Linked DNA regions of Mus musculus: region 2 is linked to region 1. A link is a loop called in an ENCODE intact Hi-C map of the cell type or tissue named here. Cell type or tissue: heart. All regions are shown on one strand. Each heading gives the region's core, and the rest is flanking DNA. Links, peaks and the distances in the headings are about the cores only. Region 1 holds the start of Gm46963. Region 2 overlaps 1600020E01Rik (RIKEN cDNA 1600020E01 gene).

Region 1 (12,174 bases), core at 3,154-5,653:
ACAAGACCCTTTAGGGGCTGGAGAGATGGTTCACTGCTTAAGATTGTGTATTACTCCACGGGAAGACCTGAGTTTGGTTCCCAGAACCCATGTCAGGTGACTCACAATAGTCTGTAACCACCTCCAGAGAATACACACACACACACACACACACACACACACTCACACACACACACACACACACACTCACTCTGAGATTGCTCAGTGGTTAGAGCACTAGTCCTCCTTCCCAAGGACCTAGGCTCAGTTCCCAGCATCCACAGGGTATCTCGCAGACATCTGTAATTCCAGCCCCAGAAAATCTAACATCCTCTTCTGACGTCTGTAGGCAATGCACACATGTGGTTCACAGATGTAGGCAAAGCACATATACACATAAAATTAAAGTATTCTTTGGGGGCTGGAAAGATGGCTCAGTGGTTGAAAGCACTGGGTGTTCTTCCAGAGGTCCTGAGTTCAATTCCCAGCAACCACATGGTGGCTCACAACCATCTGTAACAGGGTTCCAATGCCCTCTTCAGAAGACAGCAACAGTGTACTCACATACATGAAATAAATAAATAAATCTTAAAAATAAAATAAACATATTCTTTTTAAAAAATTAAAAAAAAAAAAAAAAGGATGGGCCGACAAGATGGTTGAGTGGATAGACTTGCTACCCATCGATGTAAGCTGCATGAACTGAGTCTGAATCCACATAAAGGCAGGAGAAAACCACTACACAGAGCTGACCTTTCACCTCCACATGCATGCTATGGCATACACACACACACACACACACTAATAGTAATAGCAAATAATAATTTAAAAAATTTAATTGTCACCGGGCGTGGTGGTGCAGGCCTTTAATCCAGCATTCGGGAGGCAGAGACAGGCAAATTTCTGAGTTCGAGGCCAGCCTGGTCTACAGAGTGAGTTCCAGGAAAGCCAGGACTACACAGAGAAACCCTGTCTCGAAAAAAAAAAACAACAACAAAAAAATTTAAATGTCAAGGACTGGGGATGTGGCTCAGTTGGTAGAGAGCTTTTGTAGCATGACAGACACTCTGGGTTCCAACACAGGAGCCAGGAATGGTGGCTCGTGCCTCTGATACCACCAGCTCATGAGAGGAATCCGAGGCTAGCTTGATCCACATAGAAAGTTCCAGGCTGGGGCTGGTGAGATGGCTCAGTGGGTAAGAGCACCCGACTGCTCTTCCGAAGGTCAGGAGTTCAAATCCCAGCAACCACATGGTGGCTCACAACCATCCAATCACGAGATCTGACTCCCTCTTCTGGAGTGTCTGAAGACAGCTACAATGTACTTACATATAATAAATAAATAAATAAATAAATAAATAAATAAATAAATAAATCTTTAAAAAAAAAAAAGAACGTTCCAGGCTAGTCAGAATTATGTGTTAAAACCCTGTCTGTGACAGACAGAGAGACAGACAGACAGACAGGCAGGCAGGCAGGCAAACTGACAAACAGACAGACAGAATGAATGAAAGAACGTGAATCTTCCAAAGAAACTAAAAGAAAGCTGTGAAGTATTGGCAACTGGGAAGTGCTTTCTGACAACAACTAAAGAACAAACAGAGAAAAGATCCCAGATCCAGCTCACAGGAAATCCTATCAGGAGGCCAGGCAGGGACAGAGTCAGTCAAACCCCAGCACAGGAAGGCTTGGTCACGGTCGAGCACATAAGCAGGGATGTCTGTGACAGTGGCAGGGCCTCTGAGCAGCAGGGCTGACCTCCTTCCCTCTCCCCTTCTTTTCTTTCTTCTCTTCTTTCTTCTTCTTCTTCTTCTTCTTCTTCTTCTTCTTCTTCTTCTTCTTCTTCTTCTTCTTCTTCCTCTTCTTTTTCTTTTTCCTCCTCCTCCTCCTCCTCCTCCTCCTCCTCCTCCTCCTCCTCCTCCTCCTCCTCCTCCTCTTCTTCTTCTTCTTCTTCTTCTTCTTCTTCTTCTTCTTCTTCTTCTTCTTCTTCTTCTTCTTCCTCCCTCTCTCTCTCTCTCTCTCTCTCTCTCTCTCTCTCTCTCCTTTCTTCCTTGCTTCTTTCCTTCCTTTCTTTTTGTGACAGGGTCTAACTATGACACCATGCCTGGCCCAGAACTCACTACTCACTATGTAAGCAGACTGACCTCAAACTCACAGAGATTCACCCGCCTCTACTTCTAAGTTCTGGAATTGAAGGCCTGCACTACTGAGCCTGGTTTGCAGGACTAGCTTCAGGCTGGGGACAATGACTGAGCCACTAGGAGGCCAATGATGGTGACAATGGCTGACAAGAGGCCAGTGATGGTGAGGGGCTTTCCCCCAAGAGCAGGGTGGCCTCAGCACAGGAAGGCAGTCTGACCCCTCCAAATCCAATCCCTAGTTGGTGCATTTGGTGGGCAGGATCCGAAGAACCCAGCTGGGATCACCTGCACTCCCAGGTCCTGGCACTCCAGCTTAGCAATCTGAGCTGAAGTTCATCCCCAAAGAGCAACTGAAACGATATTTAAAAAAAAAAAAATGTGTGGTGAGGCCCACGGTACCTGTCAGCCCTGAAATACACACAGAGGGCCCAGCTGTGGGGACAGACAACACAGGGGCCAACCAGAGAGACCTAGAAGGAACCCAGGGAGATGTGGAGATATAAGGCCTGTGTCCAATCAGAGGAGAAGAAGACATTTTAATCACAGGTGATGCTGATGTTCACAGCTCAACACCACACAGCATGAGTCCAAATGCACACATGGCCTTTGCCTATGATCCCAGCACTTGGAAGTAGAGGCAGGAAAATCAGGAGTTCAAGGTCATCCTCAGTTACATTATAACCTCCAGGCCAGCCTTGGCGACCTGAAATGCTATCTTAAAACAAACAAACAAAAAAAGCAATCACTAAAGTATTAGGACCTAGTTTGGGTCACTATATAATTCAATAACAGAAAGGCCATCCAGAGTTAGACAGGAGCCATCTTGGTCTTAGCCACGTCTCAGCTACTTATCCCACCGGGAGCTTGTGCCCACCCAGCTCAAAGGGGATTACCACACCCTTTCAGTCCCAGGGTGCCTCACTGAAGTCCCCAGACTGGCCACCGTCCTCCATCTGTTTAACCCTTTCCCAGGTCAGAACCCCTGAGTCACTGCAGCCCCTTCCCTCTGCTCCTCCAAAGTATGACCCCACCCCCCAAACCCCTGGCAACTGCCCCACTGGCCTCCCAGCTACCAACCACCGCCAGCCCAGGGTCTTGGAGAGCCTGCGTAGATGACCTGGGTCATGCAGACATTTTAGATTTCTGAATGTCTTTTTCACAATTAATGAAATTAAATGACAAATAATAATCTAGGATGAAATATTGGTGACATGAAAGGTAATAAATTGCTAATCTGAAAAATAACTCCAAACTCTCTTAAAAATGAATGCATAACATGAAATTTAAAAAGGTAAAAGAGCTCACAGACAGGGGCCGGAGAGACAGCTCAGCAGTCAATGGTGCACACTGCTCTTTCAAAGGACCCAAGTTCAATTCCCAGCACCTACATTAGGCAGCTTGTGGCCACCTATAACTCCAGCCCCAGAGATCCAACACCCTCTTCTAGCTTCCACAGGTACCTGTGCATACTACACACACACACACACACACACACACACACACACACACTACAAATAAATCATTGAAAAAGCTCACAAATGAAATGAGACAATACTACAGGTGCTACATAAGCATCCTGACAGTGGCGTGTGCACTGACTGTAAGTACAAGCAGCACAGCACAGCAGGGCAGCAGGGACCTGTGGTGTAAAAGCATGTGTGAGAGCCAGGCCTGGTGCACACCTTTGAGCCCAGCACTCAGGAGGCAGAGGCAGGTCGATCTCCGTGAGTTCGAGGCCAGCTTAGTCTACATAGAGAGTTCCAGGACAACCAAAGCTACACAGTGAAACCCTGTCTTGAAGGAAGGAAGGCAGAAAAGAAGGGAGGGAGTCGGGAGGGAGGGAGGGAAGGAAGGAGGAAGGAAGAAAACAAGAGAAAAAGAAAGAACAAAAGAAAGAAAGAGAGAGAATATAAGTAAGTGTGGGCCACTGAGGTGGCTCAGGGGTAAAGGTTTGCCACCAAGCCTGATGATTCAACTCCAGTTGTTCAGCTAACAACACATAGTTCTGGCAAGTGTCCTTAGTGTAAGTTTTATTTCCTTAATTGTGACCCCTGACTTACCATCTTTGGGGGGTTCCCTGTGGCTCTGAGCATCGCACTCTTTCTATGGGGCACATGGGATGTGTATTCTGCTGCTCTTTAATTTTCTGTTTAGTTTTTCTTCATTGCTGGGCATTGAACTCAGGGCCTTGGCAGGCTAGGCAAGCACCCTGCCAGTTGAGATACCTCCCTGCCCTGCTAGGTGACTTCTTAAGCTTAATCTTGTCTCTGACACTCACTAGACTGAGTAAGTCTCGGTTTCTGTTTGCTCCCCTCAGTGCCTAGAACAGAGCCTGTTCTCAGCAAACAGCCCAAAAAAGAACACCTCACTCTGAGACCACACCCTTGCAGGCTGGCCAAGCTGGGCTGGCTGGCCTCATGGCTTTGGCATCCGGCCAGCTCTCGGTCAGGCTTTCGGCTGGCTGTGTGTTGTGGTCTCCTGTCAGTCTAGTCTGTGAGGGTGCGTGGTTATCGTTGCTGAGTGACAGAGTCATGTTTAGAGCACAGGTTTCTGCTCCACTCTTGGAGGGAAGCCAGTCTTAGGGCATCCCATAAGTAATGAGCCAGTAAGTGTTTCCTCTTATTTCTGATACACGGTGGGCATTGGTCCAACAGACACACCCACTCCTGCCTCCCTCACCTCAACTGTTGGAGGCTTCCTTCCACAAACACTCCTTCATCTAACCCATGGCATGCTCAGAACAGGCCAGCCCCACCAGCTCCTCCTGCCCTGAGCAATCAAATGAGCTTACAAGTTAAACTAATCTGCTAGATGCTGGTTCTCAAAGAAACCCTGGAGGAGCCACAACCTGTCTTCTACTCAAATCTAACAGGCAAAGCCTCACGTTTTCCTTAGTCCTGGAGATGAGTGTTCACTCACCCTCTGTAGAAAAAACAATATAGACGCTCTCTGATTTCTGTTACAGGTGGTGCACATCTGTACTCTTGGCACTGAGGAGGTAGAGACAGGGCTGGCGAAGTGGCTCAACAGGTAAAGGAGCTTGCCACCAAAACGGACAACCTGAGTTCAGTCCCAGGGACCCACACCATGGGAAAAGAGAACCGACCCTACCAGACCTCAGACTACATACACACTAAGGCATGCACATGTCCCACACATGCACACACTAAGTAAACAAATGTAATTTTAAAAATTTAGAACTGTCTCCTAATATTGCTAAATGATTCCTGCTGGGGGTGGGGAGACAGTCACTGACAGTCTTATGACAGCCATGCAGAGGCCATCATCCTTGACAAATGCCTCTGGCCAGCTCTGATACTGATCATCGTGCCTCATCGGTGCCCCTAGTGGCTGAATGTGGCACTGCAAGTGGGAACACCAAGCTAGAAGCTCCGCTTCTCCAAGAAGTTGGGTTTTTTCTCATCCAGCAGGAGAAATAATTAAAAGCGCACTGGGCTGTGGTAGTGGAGGCATCTTCACCCTTGGGATACCAAAACTGCCAATGAAACAGGAGACCATGGCAGACTGTGCCAGCAGCCTTACTAAGAGGGCATGAGAGACCCGTGTATCCAGTTGTAGAAGCCTAGAGAGAAGTCAGAGCTGGGGCCCTGGCACCACTGGGGCGCATATACCCAGGGTTGTTAGAAAATCACACTGCCCTGTCAAGAAGTGATACATTCGCCATGTTGCACTGTGCAGTGAACCCTGCCTGGGCCAGTGCAGTGCTGGGTGTGTGCCTCTGGGCACAACCCAAGTGTTGAGGATCCATGGAAGGTGTACTGTGACCAGTCACCACCAGACATGTGACCCAGGGGGAATTATCACCGCCTGTGACTCAGTCCCTTCATTTGGGAAATGGGAGTGATAAGAGGGCCTGATTGGGCTGGGACAAGATGTACGTGACTTACCAGATGTCAACAGTCATGTCATCTGTGCTCAACAAATGCTAGCTAGTCACATGCCCATTGTGTCCTTAAAGCTGAAACCTGGAAACTTAAATGCTGATTGGCTAAATACCTGTGGCATTTCAGCCTATGGAATGCTGGGCAGCACTGAACCACATCTGCTTAGCCAAGTAGGACCTACTTAATAAGTAATGAGAAAAGTTTCTATTGTGTAATAGAAAATATATGTAGATAAGTATACGTAGACTTAGAACTTATTTGGTATTTTTATTGATTGTTCATTATTATTTATTTTCTTCTTAAGGTGGGGTCTTGTGTAGCCTAGGTTGACCTCAGAATTTCTGGGTAACCAAAGATGAGTTGCACTTATCATCCCCCTGCCTCCACCTCCCAAGTGCTAGGATTACGGAAGTACACCATCATACCTGGCTCATGTGATACAGGGATTGAATTCAGGGTCTCACGCATGCTAGGCAGGTGCTCTACCAACTGGGCCACACCCCCTGCCCCCTCATGGGTATTTTTTCCCTTTCTTTTTATTTTTACTTACTTATGTTTCATATTTTATTTTATTTTTGAGATTATAATTTGATTACATCATTTCCCCTTTCTTTTCCTCCCTGCAACCCCCTCATATACCCCTCCTCACTCTCTTACTCTCGTTCTAATTCATGGCCTCTTTTTTCATTGCTTGTTACATGTTTGTATACACACACAACATATAGATGCCTAGCTCCCACTCCCTCACCCCACAAGCATGTGGGTGTCCCAGAGTGCACAGTCTCCAGCAAGACTAAGCAATAACCATTGAACTTCCTCTTGGTCTGTGACCACCCTTTGCCCCCTTCCACACCAAGGCAGCGGTCCTCTCTGATGGATATTGCCCTGCCCAACAGCCATTTCACCCCTGTGGTCTGTTGCTGGCGCTTCTGCTGGCTTCAGCCCCGAGCAGTGCTGTGGGGCCATGCAGTGTGGCCCCATGGATAGATCTGAATTTACAAATGGCTGTCAGCCTGATCATTCCCACTGGGCAGGTGGTGGCTCTGGTTAGCTCGTGTGCCCGGAAACTTTTTCCCCATGGCTCTCTCCATCCTTTACATAAAAAGATTGCCAAGGGCTGTCCGTGAATGCTCACAGGTGTGGCTTGCATAGCCTGCCACCAGCCTGAGGGCAAAGATGCATGGCTATTTACTTACGCACCTATTTATTCGTTATTTAGACAGGCTTTCAAGTAGCCCGAAATGGCCTCACACTAGCTATGTGGCAGAGGATGGCCTTAAACTCATGATCCCTGCCTCCATCCCTGAGTACTAGGGTTACTGGTGTGTACCACCAGTCTCAGCTATAATTGATTTCTTTTTGACAGTTAATATTACGTTGCATGTGCGTGTGTGTGTGTGCCAGGAGTAGACCCTCTGCTTTTACCTCGTGAGCCATGGGGATGGGAAGCAGGCTGTCAGGGTTAGCAGTATGTGCCTCTTCCCTCTCAGCCATCTCTCTGCCCCCAAAGTAGCATTTCCAGGACACCTACCTTTTAAACTGAAACTCACCTCCGTGGCTTGTTCTATTCATATCCTGCTCTTAAAAGTAAACACTGGCCAGGCAGTGGTGGCGCATGCCTTTAATCCCAGCACTCGGGAGGCAGAGGCAGGCAGATTTCTGAGTTCGAGGCCAGCCTGGTCTACAAAGTGAGTTCCAGGACAGCCAGGGTTGTACAGAGAAACCCTGTCTCAAAAAAACAAAAAACAAAAAACAAAAACAAAAAAGTAAACACTGTATTTTCTCTCCAAATCCTCCAGGGTCAGAGATGTTGCTAGGATGAGGCCAGCTTCTCTCTTTCATTAACACAGAACTCTGAGGCTACAGAGTGTGGTGGGCACACCTTCAATCTCAGCGGCTGGGAGACAGAGGCGGCTCTTTCTCAGTCTGAGGTCAGACTGATCTACAAAGCCTTCAGAAAATATCTGCTCAGGTAGACAATCCAAAACTAATGAAGGAGGAAGTTAGTACTACAGCCCTGTGTCCCCTCTCTCTAGACATGATGATTGTTGATAATTCTTGGAGAATTCTAGAAGTATTCTATGCAGATAATGCATATTTATTTATATACATAACTTTTTTACTGTTTTATTTTGAAATGGGGGTCTTGCTGTATATTTCAAGCTGACCTTAAACTTGTGATTCCCTCTTTCACAATCTCCCAAATGTTGGGATTACAGACATGTGCTCCGGTGAATGACTTTATGTATAAAGTTCTTAAAGATAGGAATGACCCTGAAAACATACATAACAACACCAGGCAGATTGAACTATATTATATAGTTATATATATTATATATATTATATATTCTGAAGCCAGCAACGGACTCTCGGGAGGGCTGAGATGCCTGTTGGGCAGGGCAATATCCAGCAAAAATGGCCGCTGCCTTGCCGTGGAAGGGGGCAAAGGAAGGTCACAGACCAAGAGGAAGGGAACAGTTCAATGGTCCCTGCTTAGCCTTGCCCACTATCACATAGAGACACTTACCCGGGGACACCCACATGCTCGTGGAGTGAGGGTGTGGCAGCTAGGCGGCACCTGGGACCACACATGGATGAACTCTGACCACAAGGGAAGTGTGGGAGAATTCAGGTGTGTGCGCAGCCACCCCTGAGCCATTCGGTGATTCAGAGCCCTCAGACAGGCAATAGAGGGTGGGGGAAGACGGGGGAAGGGCACGGGGACCCGCATGTGCAAAGGCCTGGAGCTGAAAGCAAGTTTGGGGAGTGGTAGATGGTGCCACTGGCTGAACAACACGTGAGGAATGTGGACTCTGTCCCATGGGTGGTGGCAAAGCGAGGAGACGGCCAGGCAGGGAAATGAGATGGCAGCGTTGACCAGGAAGACCTTCTCTACCACACCCGCACCGTTCAGCTGACACCCACCCAGCCCGGATGAGAGCCTATCCCCTCAGCCAACACCCGACACCCCAGGCTCAGCTCTCAGCCAATGCATTCAGGGGTTCCAAGCACTTCTAACACCCCTCACCCCCCACCTCAGTGATATTTCTCAGTAACCTGTGTTATCCCCTCCTTTTCTGCTGCATCCTGAGTGCCAGAGGTCAAGGTGTATTCTATGCTGCTCCATAGCATAGTACCTGTCTTGATAATCACTCGGTGCCCACTTAATGAGAAACAGAATGTGAGGGTTTAGCTCATGTGGTTTCCCACTGAAGATGTAGAGTCTAGATTGGAAACGGGCAGCCAGGAGACCTGAGGCGAAGTCGAGAACTTGTGACGGCTGAGCTGAGGTGGTGGGGCTGCTGGAGAGCAGGGAGGGACAGGGAAGCATTTCAGAGACAGCACGAGCAGGTCCCAGAGAGTTGAGGATGCCAGGTTAGAAGGGGGCTCATGGGCTGCTGGCTTCCGGAGCCAAATGGATGAGGGGACTAAGAAAAGCTATTCTGGAAGGGAGGCAGCACTTGAGAGGTGAAGGAATCAGCTTAGGCCTGCTGACGGGACAGTAGGACAGTAAGACAGTAGGACAACCTGGACTCTGCATCCCAGGTGGAACCATGAACTGCACTTGGAGACAGACGCCCAGAGAGACAGGACTCGGCAGCTGACAGCCTGCGGGTGATGGTTAAAGGCCCAGAGAGGTGACAATAGCCCAGGGAGACGAGAAGGTGAAACTGAAAAGAAGCCAACCCACAAGGGTGAGAGAAAATCAGAGGTCAGAGAGGAAGGGAAGACACCCAAGGAAGCTCGGGCTGCGAGAGTAGCTTCAGGAACTAACGTGTCCCCTGGCGCGCAAGAAATGAGTGCCTGTGAGTCTCTTTTCTCATTAGTGTGAGAAAATGCCTGAAAAAGGTAACTTACGGAGGACAGTTTGTTTTTCCTGGCTCACAGTTTGGGGGTTCAGTCTGTCACCGCAGAGGCGTGGCAGAGGAGTGGGAGGCAGCTGGTCACATGACATCCTCAGTCCGGAAGCAGAGAGAAGCAGATGCCAGTGCTCAGCCTTCCTCCTTAGTCAGTCCACGCCCACAGCCACGCCCACAGGGTGGGTTGTCCTTCTTCAGGTAAGCCTCTCTGGAAATATCCTCATAGGCACATCCAGAGGTTCCCAGAGTGATTCTAAGCCCAGTCAAGTTAACCATCACATTCTTCCCGTGTGTGCAGAGAAAACTCGGGCTCAGGAGGTTGACCAAAGCAGCGAGGACTTCAGTGATCCTTAAAACGATGCGCTCTGGTGTCCCCAAGACTCTCCCACGGGTCCAAGAAACCAAGACCATCTTCATAGCAACACCGAAGCTTTCTTCAGTGTCCCCTTTGAGGGCAGAGTGAAGTGGCAGCGGTGGCAGCGACATGAGGAAAGGGTTGGAGAGAATGAGAGAAGGGGAGAAGGAAGATTGAAAGGAGGAAATATCACAAATGGAAAGCTACTACAAAGCTATTGTAATCAGCGAGCAGAGGATAGATAACTCCACCCAACAGCACATCAGAGACTAAAGGAATAGTATAGAGTACCCCCAGATAGACCCATGACGCTACAGTCAGGGGTTTGTGACCAGGGCACCAAATAGCACAAGGCAGACAACTGGATACAGACCACTGGGTAGGCAGAAGTAGGTAATGCAGCTAGATCTGAACCTCACAGTACACACACACACACACACACACACACACACACACTCACACACTCACACACACTCACACACACACACACACACACTCACGCACACACACACTCACACACACACACTCACACACACACACACTCACACACACACATACACTCACACTCACACACACACACACACATACACACACTCACACACACACACACTCACACACATACACACACTCACACACACACACACACACACACACTCACACACACACACATACACACACACACACACTCACACACACACACATATACACACACATACACACACACACACACACACACACTGGCTAGGATGAATATGGGACCTGGGGGCTAGAGAAGCTGCTCCATGGTTATAGCGCTTGAAGCACCTGTAGAGGACTTGGGCTCAGTTCTTAGTATCCACGTGGCAGCTCACAAGCGCCTGTTTCTCTAGTTCCAGGGGACTCAGTTCCCTCTCCTGTCCTTCTCAGGTACTGCATGCATGTGGTGCACACACATACATAGAGGCAAACACTCATGCACATAAAATAAAAGGAAGTAACTCTTTTTTCTTTTTTTTTTTTTTTAGCAAGACCTAAACCTATGTAGCAATGAGAAGTGAACAGCAGAGAGGCTGCTGACTCTGGTCTAGGCAAAGGCGGTTTGGATTTAATAGCAAAGGTATTGGGGGGGGGCGGTGGAATCCTGTCGGGCTAACATCCAGACAGCACAGGAAATGGTTAGAGAGCAAAAAGCGCCCCCCCCAAAAAAAAACCCCAAAGGATGTGGGTGTAAATCATGCGTCTGATAGGAAATTGCTATAGAGCTGAAGAAGTGGCCCAGCAGTTAAAGACACTGTGGCTCTTGCAGAGGATGTGGGTTTGCTTCCAGCACCCACACTGTGGCTTACAACCATCTGTAGCTCCAGTGCCCGGGATGCTGAAGCCCTCTTCTGACTGTCTCAGACATCAGGCAAACACGTGGTACACACACATACATGCATGCAGGCAAATCATTCAGACATACAAAATAATAAAGTAAATCCAAAAAAGAAATTGCAATATAAAACCAACAAGAGCTGGGTGTTTATGGTGCATACCTTTAATCCCAGCACTTGGAGGTAGGGGTAGGGCAGAGCTGTGAGTTCCAGGCTATTCTGGTCTACATATACAGAGTTCCAGAATAGCCAGGGTTACACAGATAAACCCTGTCCAAAAAAAAAAAAAAAAAAGGAGCCAGGCAGTGGTGGTACACACCTTTAATCCCAGTACTTGGGAGGCAGAGGCAGGTGGATTTTTGAGTTCAAGGCCAACCTGGTCTATAGACTGAGTTCCAGGACAGCCAGGACTACACAGAGAAACTCTGTCTCGAGAAAAGAAAAAAAAAAAAGAAAGAAAGAAAGAAAGAAAGAAAGAAAGAAAAGAAAAGAAAAGAAAAGAAAAGAAAAGAAAAGAAAAGAAAAAAGAAAAGAAAAGAAAAGAGGAAGGAAGGAAGGAAGGAAGGGAAGGGAAGGGAAGGA
Region 2 (12,174 bases), core at 4,925-7,424, 55 kb after region 1:
TTAGTAAGACCAGCTTAATTACTGATATTTTGAGTCTGTTTCCCTTCCTCAAGATTCCTGTAACATTTACATTCTCCATAGGGCCCACACTTCTTAGAAGTTGCAGCTTTTCTATCCTCACAGCAGCTGCATGTGCCACTCCATATGTGTAAGACATATGCTCTTCAACTGTGGAAATATGGCGCCACCTCTACTGCAAAGTTCCAATAGTCATCCTTCCCCTCTGTTCACTAGTAGAATTTATTACAATTTCTAATGATTTCTTCTTTAATTCTGTGTCTATGTAAGTAAGTGTGTGCACAAGCTGGTGTGGGAGTCCATGAAAGCCTAGAGCTAGCATCCAAGTGCTTATGAGCTGCTAGGAGTAGATGCAGGGAACCAAACTCATGTCCTTCCTCTGTAAGAGCACTGAGCAAGCACTTCACTAATGAGCCATGTCTCTAGACCCCTGGTTACTGTTTCAAATACAATATTCTTTTTTTTCCTTTTCTTGAGACAGTTTCTCTGTGTAGCCCTACCTATCCTAGAACTTGTTCTGAAGACCAGGCTGGCCTCCAGCTCGGAGAGATCTGCCTGCCTCTGCCTCCTGAGTGCTGGGATTAAGTACCCCCACCATCTGGAAATTTCCCAATTTTAAGGAATACTCCCATCCTGACTCTTTGTCACGTTTTGTCACGTCAGACTCTCTGCCTGTCCCAAGCGGCGAATAAGCAGCTCTGACTCCCTCAGAATCCTCTAGGGCTCAGCACTTACTCTGGAGTCACTGACTCAGCCTCGCCTGCTCCTCTTCAAGCCTTGTTTTCTCCCAAGCCACAGCCAAAGCTCTTAACTGCTGAGCCATCTCCAGTCCCCTAACATCTCAAGCAGAGACGTAACATCACAGTCTTCTCAGGCTGATGCAGTCACCATGGGTACAGCAAAAGGGACAGAATGGACAGGACAACCTTTTTTCTAAAAAGTAACAAAGAAAAATCCAGACAACACAATAGCACACAACTCTCTAATCCCAGCATGTGGAAAGTAGAGACAAGCAAATCTCTGTGGCCTAATCTACTTAGGAAGTCCAGGGCCAGCCAGGACTGCACAGTGAGACCCTGTCTGAAAACAAAAGAAGACTGGATGCACAGACGGAGCCAACTAGAGGTGACTGCACCAGCACACATCACTCAGTGCTCCCTGACCACTATAAGCATTTTAAACAGCATTTAACCTAAGGAATTAGAAAACCAAGGCATAAGGCAGGGGCAACAAAGAAGGCAAATGTCTAGACTACTGAAGGTCAGTTCCAGTGCGTGCCTAGTGATCAGACCAGGAAGGGGAAGACAGCATGTCTAGTTGCTGCTGGGCTTCCATATCAGAGGATGGGGTACCAGAGAAGGAGCGCACTGTGCTTACTATGAATGCAAGATACCTGGGCTGGTGATGCAGTTCAGCGATAGAGCACTTGCCTAGCATGTGTGAGCACCTAAATTCAATCCCCAGCACTGAAAACAGAGAGAGAGAGACAGAGACAGAGACAGAGACAGAAAGAGAAACAGAGAGAGACAGAGAGACACAATAACCACCATTAAGTTCTCCCTGTGAACAACTGGAGACTGTAAATCACCCACGTGTAGGTGGTAACTGAAGCTGGCTGAAGGCTGAGATCAATAAACTCAGAAGAGAAAGCCAACATTTAAATCACAGTGAGCATCATCTAGAACAGAGAAACACTTTCTTGTCTCTCAATAGGAAAGTAGCTAAATAAAACACAGCACTATCCATTTTATGAAATGCTACACAGTGGCCACAAAGAATGAAATGACTATTTACTAACATGGGATACTGCCAAGGCCCAATTTTTGTTGTTTTATTTCGTTTTGTTTTTGAGACAGAGTCTAACCTGAAGCTTGCTACGATATAGATCAGACAGGCCTTGAACTTACAGATCTCCCTGTCTCTACCTTCCTGAGTGCTTGGACAAAAAAATGTACTCCACAGGGCTGGAGAGATGGCTCAGTGGTTAAGAGCACCTGAATTCTCTTCCAGGGGTCCTGAGTTCAATTCCCAGCAACCACATGGTGGCTCACAGCCATCTGTACTGAGATCTGATGCCCTCTTCTGGTGTGTCTGAAGACAGCCACAGTGTACTCATGTTAAGTAAATAAATAAATCTTTAAAAAAAATGTACTCCACAATAGTGGCTAAAGGCCCATTCTTGAGACAAAGTATCAGAATGGTATATAACATGTCATTTGTGGAGATAAACTTTAAAGACATAAAATAACTTTTAAGTGTTTTCTGGGTTTACACATTCCAAGGACACATTCTCTCCAGGGAACAGGAATAAGAGAAGGAGTCAGAAATTGCTACATTCCATATAAATTACTAACTACCAATCATCCTGGTGTTTGTGGTGCTAGGGATCAAGTGCTTCACCACTGAGCTACACTCTGTCCCCAAAGAGAATGAGCCAGGGAACAAGGCTACCCTCTCACCCAACATGGCCTTCATGGTTAAATATGGCTTTGCACCTGCCCACATCTGAACATATTAACATAGCCTCCCAATGCCATACTTTCTCCTGAACCTCTGTGCCCAGGCTTGTCTTGGATCTTTAACTGGGACCACTGAATGTGGAAGACAAAGGAAGACATGCCAGCATGCAGAACAAAAGCAGCTGCCATTGTTCCAGCAGAAATCCTAAAGGGAGGATGGTTCTATGCTGCTAAGAAATGAGCCTGGGGCAACCTAGTGAGGTCATGGGGTGAGCCAGTCTCACTAGACAGAGTTAAATGAAGAGTTATGTCCTGGTGAGACGTTTATGGTGAAGGGCAAGGACAGCAAAGCAGCAGAGAGAGGCCAGAGACTCAGACAGAAAGGAGGTGAGGAGGTATTATGGGGAGACAAGAAGCTGAGATAAAACCTTTTGCAGTAGCCAGGTGATGGTGGCACATGCCTTTAATCCCAGCACTCAGGAGGGAGGTGGATCTCTGTGAATTGGAGGCTAGCCTGGTCTGCAGAGAAACCCTGTCTCAAAAACAATAAAAAAAAACAAGAAGCTGGAGAGATAGCTCAGTGGTTAAGAACATTGACTGCTTTTCCAGAGTTTCTGAGTTCAATTCCCAGCAACCACATGGTGGCTCACAACCATCTGTAATGAAATCAGATGCCCTCTTCTGGTGTGTCTGAAGACAGCTACAGAGGAAAGAAAGGAAAGAAAGGAAGGAAGGAAAGAAAGGAAGGAAGGAAAGGAAGGAAGAAAGGAAGGAAGGAAGGAAGGAAGGAAGGAAGGAAGGAAGGAACGAACGAACGAAGGAACGAAGGAAGGGAAGAAAGAAAGAAAGAGAGAAAGAAAGAAAGAAAGAAAGAAAGAAAGAAAGAAAGAAAGAAAGAAAGACAAAAAACCCCAAACACCTTTTTTGTAATAAAGCATGATGGTATACACCTGTAATCCTAATACTAAAGGCTGAGGCAGGAAAATCAGGAATTCAAGGCGAGTCTGGGCTGGCTACAGTAGCTAAACCTGGGGTAGGGTGTTGGGGGTGGGAGACGTCCTCCTCTGGAAAGCAAGGCTGCGGTTGTGCAGCCCTCTGGCGACTGCACTCTTAACTTTCAGCTTCCTGAGCAAACATACTTGGTTGTTTTCCTGGTTACCCAAAGCAATGACACTGCTCAGTCCTTACCCAACAGCTGATTCACTACCACTTCTCAAACCACAGGCTCACTTACCAGCTGGCTCTAAGAAAAAACAAGTCGGTGTGAACTGTCAAAGTCCTCTTGGACCTGACCTTAGCCAGGAGAGCAGGTTTCATTTCAAAACTGAAAGGACTGAAGGACTGGGGAAATCCAAAGCGCGCAAAGACCAGGAACAGGTGGTTCCCATCAGAAGAGTCCCCAGCTGGAACGCAAACAGAAACTAGACCACTGATAAGACACGGTTTACAGTGTCTGTCTCCAAGCTCTGGCAGCTGATTAGGTTGTCAACTATTTACAGCAGGGCATAAACACACTTATCCCACTCCAGTCTACTCAATAACTCTTTTCTCCAAAGCTGAAGCAACTTTCTGGATTTATTGAGTTTGAGAATTACAGGGAGGATCCAATAACTGGGACATCAGGGCAAAGGGATCCAGAATCCTTCAAATGGGCCACATTTTGAGTATAAAGAGTTATTACTACCTCTTCCTGATTCCCCATTAATGGGTGGCAAAATTCCTGTCTCAGTAAAAACTTTTCAGTTTATTCCTAGTGACCATTTGCTGTGAAGTGACAATACCAGAGGACAGCTCAGCAGGAGTTGGGTTATATGCCTGAGGTTCCACTGTGGCTAGCTGTGACTCAAGACATGTCACTGCACTTTTCTGGGTTCAGTTTCAGTTTCCTCACCCGTAACATAAGAAGACTGGGAAACATCTGTACCAAGAAAAGTTTTAAGTTCTTAATTCAAGGCTACTTTTTAAAAAAGCACACCTCAGGGCTGAAGAGATGGCTCAGTGGTTAAGAGCACTGACTGTTCCCCCAGAGGTCCTGAGTTCAATTCCCAGCTCACAATCATCTGTAATGGAATCTGATGCCCTCTTCTGGTGTGTTGAAAGACAGGGACAGTGTATTTACATACATAAAATAAATCTGTTTTTTTTTAAGGCATACCTTACCACTCTATGAAAAAATTCAAGGCATAAATAAAATTCACAAGCTCCTAGCCATAATAGGCTGCTGCTTACAAAGGACTGAGGAAGGGCCAGTTTAGGCCACTGGCACATGCTGCATCACTAGGAACCCAGACGCCAGAAAGCTACTCTATAGACTGTGATCAATAGTAAAGAATACTGAACGCGGTGAAGACACTACTCACACAGGGCCCAAGTATGGTGAGATATGCAGATAATCCCAATACTTAGCAGGCTAAAGCAGAAAGATGTAAGCTCTGAGGTCAGATTACATAAGGAAGACTCTGTGCAGACCAAAAGATAGACACACACAAAGAAAAAGACATCAATAGCCCATGTTCACTACAGCACTGACAGCAACTGCATACTGCAAGCCAGGGCTCTCTGGTGGAATGCTTACCTAGCATCCATGAGGACCTGGGTCCTATCCCCAGCTCAAAGAGAAAGAAACAACATTGTTTTTAAAAGGAGAAAAGGAAAGAAAGTGGAACAGTCAGAGGGGGAACAAGGAAGAAAATGTAAACTATACTACAGAATACTTTTCAGTCAATTAAAAAAAAAAAAAAACGGTTTTAGCCGGGCGTGGTGGCGCACGCCTTTAATCCCAGCACTCGGGAGGCAGAGGCAGGCGGATTTCTGAGTTCGAGGCCAGCCTGGTCTACAGAGTGAGTTCCAGGACAGCCAGGGCTATACAGAGAAACCCTGTCTCAAAACAAAACAAAACAAAACCCCCCCAAAAAAAGGTTTTAAATCTGTCATTTGCAAGAGCATGACTGCAACAGGGGATCATTACATTAAATGATACAAGCTAGGATGAGAGTAAAGGCACTGTACAGTCTCCCCACACATGGAAGTAAGAAACAATAACCTCATAACAGCAAGAATGAAATGGTGGTCTGCAGCCAGAGAGAGAAAGAAATGAGAGGTGGAGAGGTTACAATTAGGAATACAGTTTTGGGGGCTGGAAAGATGGCTCAGCAGTTAAGAGCACTGACCGCTCTTCCAGAAGTCCTGAGTTCAAATCCCAGCAACCACATGGTGACTCACAACCATCTGTAATGAGTTCAGATGCCGTCTTTTGGTGTATCTGAAGACAGCTACAGTGTTCTCACATATAATAAATAAATAAAAATTTTTATAAAGGAATACAGTTTGGGCTATATTATATAAATAGAAAGACTACAAAGAGTGATAATATGCCCTATATTCTAGAAGCTAGAAGAGTTTGAAATTTTTCACACTACAAAGAAAAGATTAATGTCTGAGGAGATTGTGCTATTCAACCCAATTTGAACACAAGTATACACAATATGTGAAAACATCACATTGTCCTCCAGAAATTCACTTGCTTTCTGCTTTTTAGTTTAAATATTATTTTTTAAAATGTATTTTTCCATTAATGTATTTACTCACTTTATATCCCAATCACTGTCACCCCCCACTCCTGGTCCCTACCCCCAGTTCCTAAAATTTATTATTTATTGGGGGGGTGTGCTATGCCATGTATCAAAAGACAGTCTGTGGGAGTTGGTTCTCCTGCCACCCTCTAAGGCCCATGGATCCCTCTCTAAGCTACTTTGCCAGCCCTCCATTTAAGTGTTAATTTACACTCTTGGCCCTCTCCTATGAAAACCACTCAAAGAAATTTTCAAGTTAGTATTTAAAGCTAGACGCCAAGAATGACAACGCATATAAGGAGTACATCTCAGCATCCTTAACATCTTTCAGTGAAGATACCTGTGACTTCAGACAGCCATTAAACGGCAGTCCCTGCTGCCCAGGTCTTTGAGTTGCTCATCACCTAGTGGCGTAGTGAAGTAAATGCAGTTTGCCAAGAGCCCAAGTAACTTCCAGCCATTTTGTGACTTTCTCAAACCCACAGCAGAGTCTTCACTACAATCCCCCAGCTTCTGTGAGATGGAAGAGGCTCCACCTCCATTCATTTTCCAAGCTGAGGACTTCATACCCTAAGATTCATTCTCCACGGTGGAAAAGGCTTTGCACTTAAATAATGATAAGAAGTGACACACATTTGTTTAGCTGTGGCTGCAAAGTTCTTAGAGGTGAGAGAGCTAAAGCTGCCTGTGAAAGATGAACTAATACTGTGGGCTTCCAGGCTAGCCTAAAACTAATGAGACATCTCAACTAAATTTCAAGTCAAAACAAAAAACAGAGCCTGACGTCACAGTGATCCCATGTACTTAGTAGCTAAGACAAGACTGTAGAGTCTAGGCAGCAGAACCAACCATGTCTCAAAAAAAAAAAGAGAAATATTTTGCCAATGAGAAAAATATTATAAGGAAATAAATCAGACATGATGATACATGCCTATATTCCCAGTACTAGGGAGGCTGAGGCAGAAGGACCAGGAATTCCAAGCTAGCTTGAGCTACAGAGCTAAACCATCTCAAAATAAAAATGAGTTGGGGAGGTAGTAAAGTAATGCCCTCTGCCCTCAGTAGAAGCCTGGAACAGAACCAGGCAGGCATCTGTCAGGGGAAAGTGGAAACTCTGTAAAGGACAGCAGTCAGGAAAGGAAACCATTTAAACACTTCCAAGGTTCTTTCGACTCTAAAATATCATCATCCTGAACTTAAAAGTCACTGACAACACTGAAGACTCTCTCTCTCCTGCTTTATTCAGGTCCCCCAAACAATATAACCCAGCGGCTAGGGGCACAGATGGGACACTACCATCTGAGCAAATGTGAACACATTATTGAACTCTGCCTTCCTCAGCTTTGTTATCTGCAGATGTTACTTAGCATCACTACTCTCCTAAGTTTACTATAAAGATATATAGGATATTAGTCAAGTACTTAAAACAGTGCTGCACACACAGAAGGATATAAGACCAACAGTTTGAAAAGACAAGAAAAGGAAGGGGGTGGGGACGTGCTTGCTTTACTTGTCCTTACTGAAACCTCAGCCAAAGTGTCCCTGGCTGTTACTGACCAGAGTCTGAGCTCCCTTGGCAATAAGCCTCAAAAAAGAGCCAGAGCTGCCTTGCTCATAGGGTGCTCATTCTTTGTTCTGAAAGTTGGCATCTCCAATGCCTTGAAACATCAGACCGCCTTTGACTTTACAAGTGTCTTGCTCCAATCCCAGGTGCTAAGTAGTGCTACCCTCCTATTAATGCTTAGTCAGCATTCAAAAGGACCTCAGAGACCCTCTAAACCCAGCACTTTGTTTACTACATAAGAGCAAGAAGGCTAAAAGTGAAGTCCTAGGTGTAAGTTGGGACAAAGTCGAGCACAGTTGTTGTAGGTTTTTATTCCTAGTGACCAAAATCTTCCCATTTTTCAGGAAAAGAAAAACGGTGTTTTTAACCCACTGAGCCATCTTTCCAGTCCCTTACTGCCTCCTATACCACAGAAGTATGCAACATACTTTCTGAGTTTTTTGGATTAGGGGATGCTAAACTGGTTGAAAGAAAGGAAGTGGGGAGAGTGGAGAAAGAAAAGAAACCTTGCAAATGTTGAAAAAAAGTAAGAAATAAAAAATATTTTTAGTCCTTAGTATCTCAGTCAGATGTGGGGTATTCAACCAGCACTGCACGTGTACACCTATACACGTGCATAGGGCAGCAGGGTACAGAGGCTAAGAGCAGGGACTCTGGAGCCAGACTACTTTGCTCAAATCCCAGATCTATCACTACTAACTATGTGGCTGTAGTGAGCCTCCTAACCCTCTTCACACACTATAAAACAAGAGTGACTACTCACAGGTTTATGGATTAAATAAGACAAATGCATGTGAAATCCACATCAGAGTTCTCTGTGCATACTGATTGCTTCTCAACATTACTAGCTTCATCTGAACAGCCTAAAAGCTGAAGAGATGACGCTCAGTGGTTAAAGGGACTTGTTCTTCTAGAGGATCTGAGTTCAGTTCCAGCAGCCACATGGGTGACTCACAACTGCCTACAACCCATCTCTAGGGGGACCCAACACCTACTTCTGGCCTCCATGTGCACACACGCGCGCGCGCGCGCGCGCACACACACACATGCCTAAGAGGTACATAAGAACAACAACAATGACGCCTTTAATCCCAGCACTTAGGAGGCAGAGGCAGGCGGATTTCTGAGTTCGAGGGCAGCCTAGTCTACAGAGTGAGTTCCAGGACAGCCAGAACTACACAGAAAACCCTGTCTCGAGAAAAAAAAGAACAACAATGGTAAACATAACAAGAGACGAGGTCCTACTTCTAGTCTAAAGAACACTATAACACTAAGATACAGGTCTTACTCAGTGCCTGCTTCTGGTTCAGGAACACCCAGCCCTTCAGTCACCACGCACACCAAGCACCCTTTCATTTTTCTTTACATCTTGAGAAGAACCTGCTCAGAACAGAGACACAGGCAGAGCAAGATGCTTAAAATCATACAGGAGGGTCAGGAGGACAGAACCCATGCACATTCGAAACAGCAGACTCATTAAATTCAGCAAGATACAGCTCTATGGTATAGTCTCTCACATCCTCAAAAGTGATACAGCAAAGCCGGGCGTGGTGGCACACGCCTTTAATCCCAGCACTTGGGAGGCAGAGGCAGGCGGATTTCTAAGTTCGAGGCCAGCCTGGTCTACAGAGTGAGTTCCAGGACAGCCAGGGCTACATAGAGAAACCCTGTCTTGAAAAACCAAAAAAAAAAAAAAAAAAAAGTGATACAGCAGAATGGTTAACAGCAAAAGCTCTTACGTCTAACTGTCTAGGACAAACTTCAGTCCATCCTCTGTATGCTGTGTGACATATACAAATGGATTTACCTTTCTCTGGGCTATACTTATTGGTCTGTTAAGAACTACACTGTAATTATGACAGACATTTGGGAAGTACATCCTATTTATTAAATACTATGTCAAGCACTGTACCTGGCCATGTAATTCATTCTATAGAACTGCCCAAGGCCCCACAGTTACTGGTAACGTTGAACTGTCTGTTTAAGAGACCTGCTACCAGCGCCTGTGTGCCCCCCACACCTTCCATGTCTTCACCTACTCCGCCTCTCCAAGTACCAACAAGAGCAACTCCATAAAGTGCTCAGCACAGGGTCTGGTCAACATTTCTGTGACAAAAGCTAGCATTACACCTGTCATTCTGATCACACCCTCACTAAAGGAAAGGAATAGTTTGATCTTCTGTTGCTGTGACCAAACATAGGTGGAAAGAGTTTATTAAACTTCTACTTCCAGGTCATGGTCCATCATTTAGGGGAATTCAGGGCAGACACTCAAGCAAGAGCTAAAGAAGACACTATAGAGGAATGTACGTACTCATTCACTTATTCATGCTAGTTTTCTTTCCTTTTCTTGAGTCCTGTACCTGCATATACACCTGCGGGCCAGAAGAGGGCATCAAGATCCCAGTATAAATGGTTATGAGCCACCATGTAGTTGCTGGGAATTGAACTCAAGATCTCTAGAAGAGGAGCCACTGTGCTCTTAACCAATAAGGCATCTCTCCAGCCCTCACCTAGTTTTCTTATACAGCTTAGGCCCACCTCTGTCCATACTGGGCAGAGCCCTTTCCCATCAATTAAGACACTCTCTCACAGACACAGGCTAATCTGACTGAGGCAATTCTTCAACTGAGATAACTGAGGTACCCTCATCCCAGAGGATTCTAGTTTGTGTCAAATTGACAATAAAAATTAACCAGGATACCTACCTGGATGTCAGCTCCCTGAGCAGTTTGGATTTGATTCTAGTACTTCCATTTCTTCATTTTCACTATAAAGGTTTACTAGCATACAGAGAAAGGAAAGTATTTATTAAAAATATCTAGTCCAGGAACTGGAAAATGGTTGAGTGGTTCAGAACTGCTATGTAAGTAGGAGGACCTGAGCTTAGATCCCAGTCCCTGTGTAACAAGGATAAAGACCTGTAAATCCTGACTTTGCAGGAAAGAGATAGGAAGATCTCACTGGTGCTAGGTGACTGCCATCCTAGCTAAAAAGAGCTACAGGTTCAGGAAGAGACATTGTCACAAAGAAATATGGTAGAGAATGATAAAAGAAGATAAGGAAAGCCTTCCTCTAGTCTGTATACACATATGCACAGGTGCACATACTCCATGCACACATGCACACACACCCCTCCCACCCCATCTCATGGGCATACACACACAAACACACACACAGAGACAGAGGGGGGAAGGGGAGGCACCAGGTAGGCATGTTGAAGCATAGGTAACTCAGCACTCAGGAAACTAAGGCAAAAGATGGAACCTTCAAGGCAATCTAGATTACACAACCAACTGTTTTGAAAAACTGAGGCCATTCAGATAGCCCAGTACATAAAAGCACTTGCTGTGAAGACTGACCACGGAGCTTGACTCCTAGGACCCACATGGTAGATGGATATAAACTATTCCTACAAGTTATGCTCTGACCTCCACAAATCCTGTGGCACCATGTGTACTATATGGCACATATGTATGCATACACATAAAAATAAACATTTAAAAACAGCCAGGCAGTGGTGGTACACACCTTTAATCCTAGCACTTGGGAGGCAGAGGCAGGTGAATTTCTGAGTTTGAGGCCAGCCTGGTCTACAGAGTGAGTTCCAGGACAGCCAGGGCTACAACGAGAAACCATGTCTCAAAAAAAAAGTTTTAAAAACAAAATATAGTAAACTGGATATGGTGGTACAAAGCACTTGGAAGGTTGATGCAAGAGGATCAGGCATCTATGGTGTTCTTTAGCTATCTAATGCCAGCCTAGGCTAAGTGAGACCCAGTTAGCCTCAAAACAAATACACCAACAAGCCTTTTTGTTAACTCTCATAATATATACTTATACTTACTTACATTCTTACAATTTTTCCAAAACCAGAGATATATATTTTCTAACACTCATATAATTTCTATCCTCTTCCTCTTTTTATTTTCCTGTTATCAGAATTTATATAGTCATCATTTAATCCTCACAAGAGTAGTATCATTTGCCATAGGCATAGAATCTGACACTCTGAGAGACTCAACACTGCAACAGCAAGTACATAAGCAGCCATGACTACTAGAGCAGAACTGGTCTCAATTGTTGAGCCATCTCTCCAGCCCGAGCGTGTGCTCTTGAATGTGAAGACCAGAGAGTGACATCACTTCAACAGGCATAGTGGCACATGCCTTTAATCCCATCACTCATGAGAAAGAGGTATATAAATTTAAGGCCAGTCTAGTCAGTGTATTGAGTTCCAAGCTAACTAAGACTGCACAGCAAGATCCTGCTTCAGATAGATAGATAGATAGATAGATAGATAGATAGATAGATAGATAGATAGAAGCCTTCCTCACTTATTTACTGAACAGGGTCTCTTAATGCTCAACTTAGCTCATATACCTAGCCAGCTTGCCTCAGGGATCCCATCTCTACCTCCCTTGCCCTTGGATTATAGAATGGCTACCACAACCCCTTCCTCTGGAATGTATGTTGTTCTAGGGATCCAAACCCCTGGCCTCTGCTTACTGGGATGTCTCTTCAGCCCTAATAATAGGATCCGCTAAAAAAAAAAAAAAAA

The links. Peaks named below come from ENCODE experiments on the same cell type or tissue, not always from the same donor. Only the 100,000 strongest peaks of a DNase experiment are listed, where the experiment ranks them.
Region 2: it touches region 1 in a loop (2.5-fold over the local background); 11 of 42 quality-filtered maps call a loop at or near these places.

What each region holds. Positions count from the first base shown.
Region 1 is chr6:86,592,674-86,604,847 of GRCm38, reverse strand. It overlaps Gm46963, which reads right to left and starts at 427. Exons shown (of 4, transcript XM_017321863.1): 1 at 1-427. In heart, for the core only: no CTCF peak of the experiment used is centred there; DNase peaks (open chromatin) are centred at 4,567 and 5,457; H3K27ac peaks cover 1,157 bases.
Region 2 is chr6:86,539,694-86,551,867 of GRCm38, reverse strand. All of the region lies in intron 3 of 1600020E01Rik (RIKEN cDNA 1600020E01 gene), which reads right to left. Among named protein-coding and RNA genes, the nearest start is that of Gm38676, 17 kb to the right of the region's middle. In heart, for the core only: a CTCF peak has its summit at 6,456; no DNase peak of the experiment used is centred there.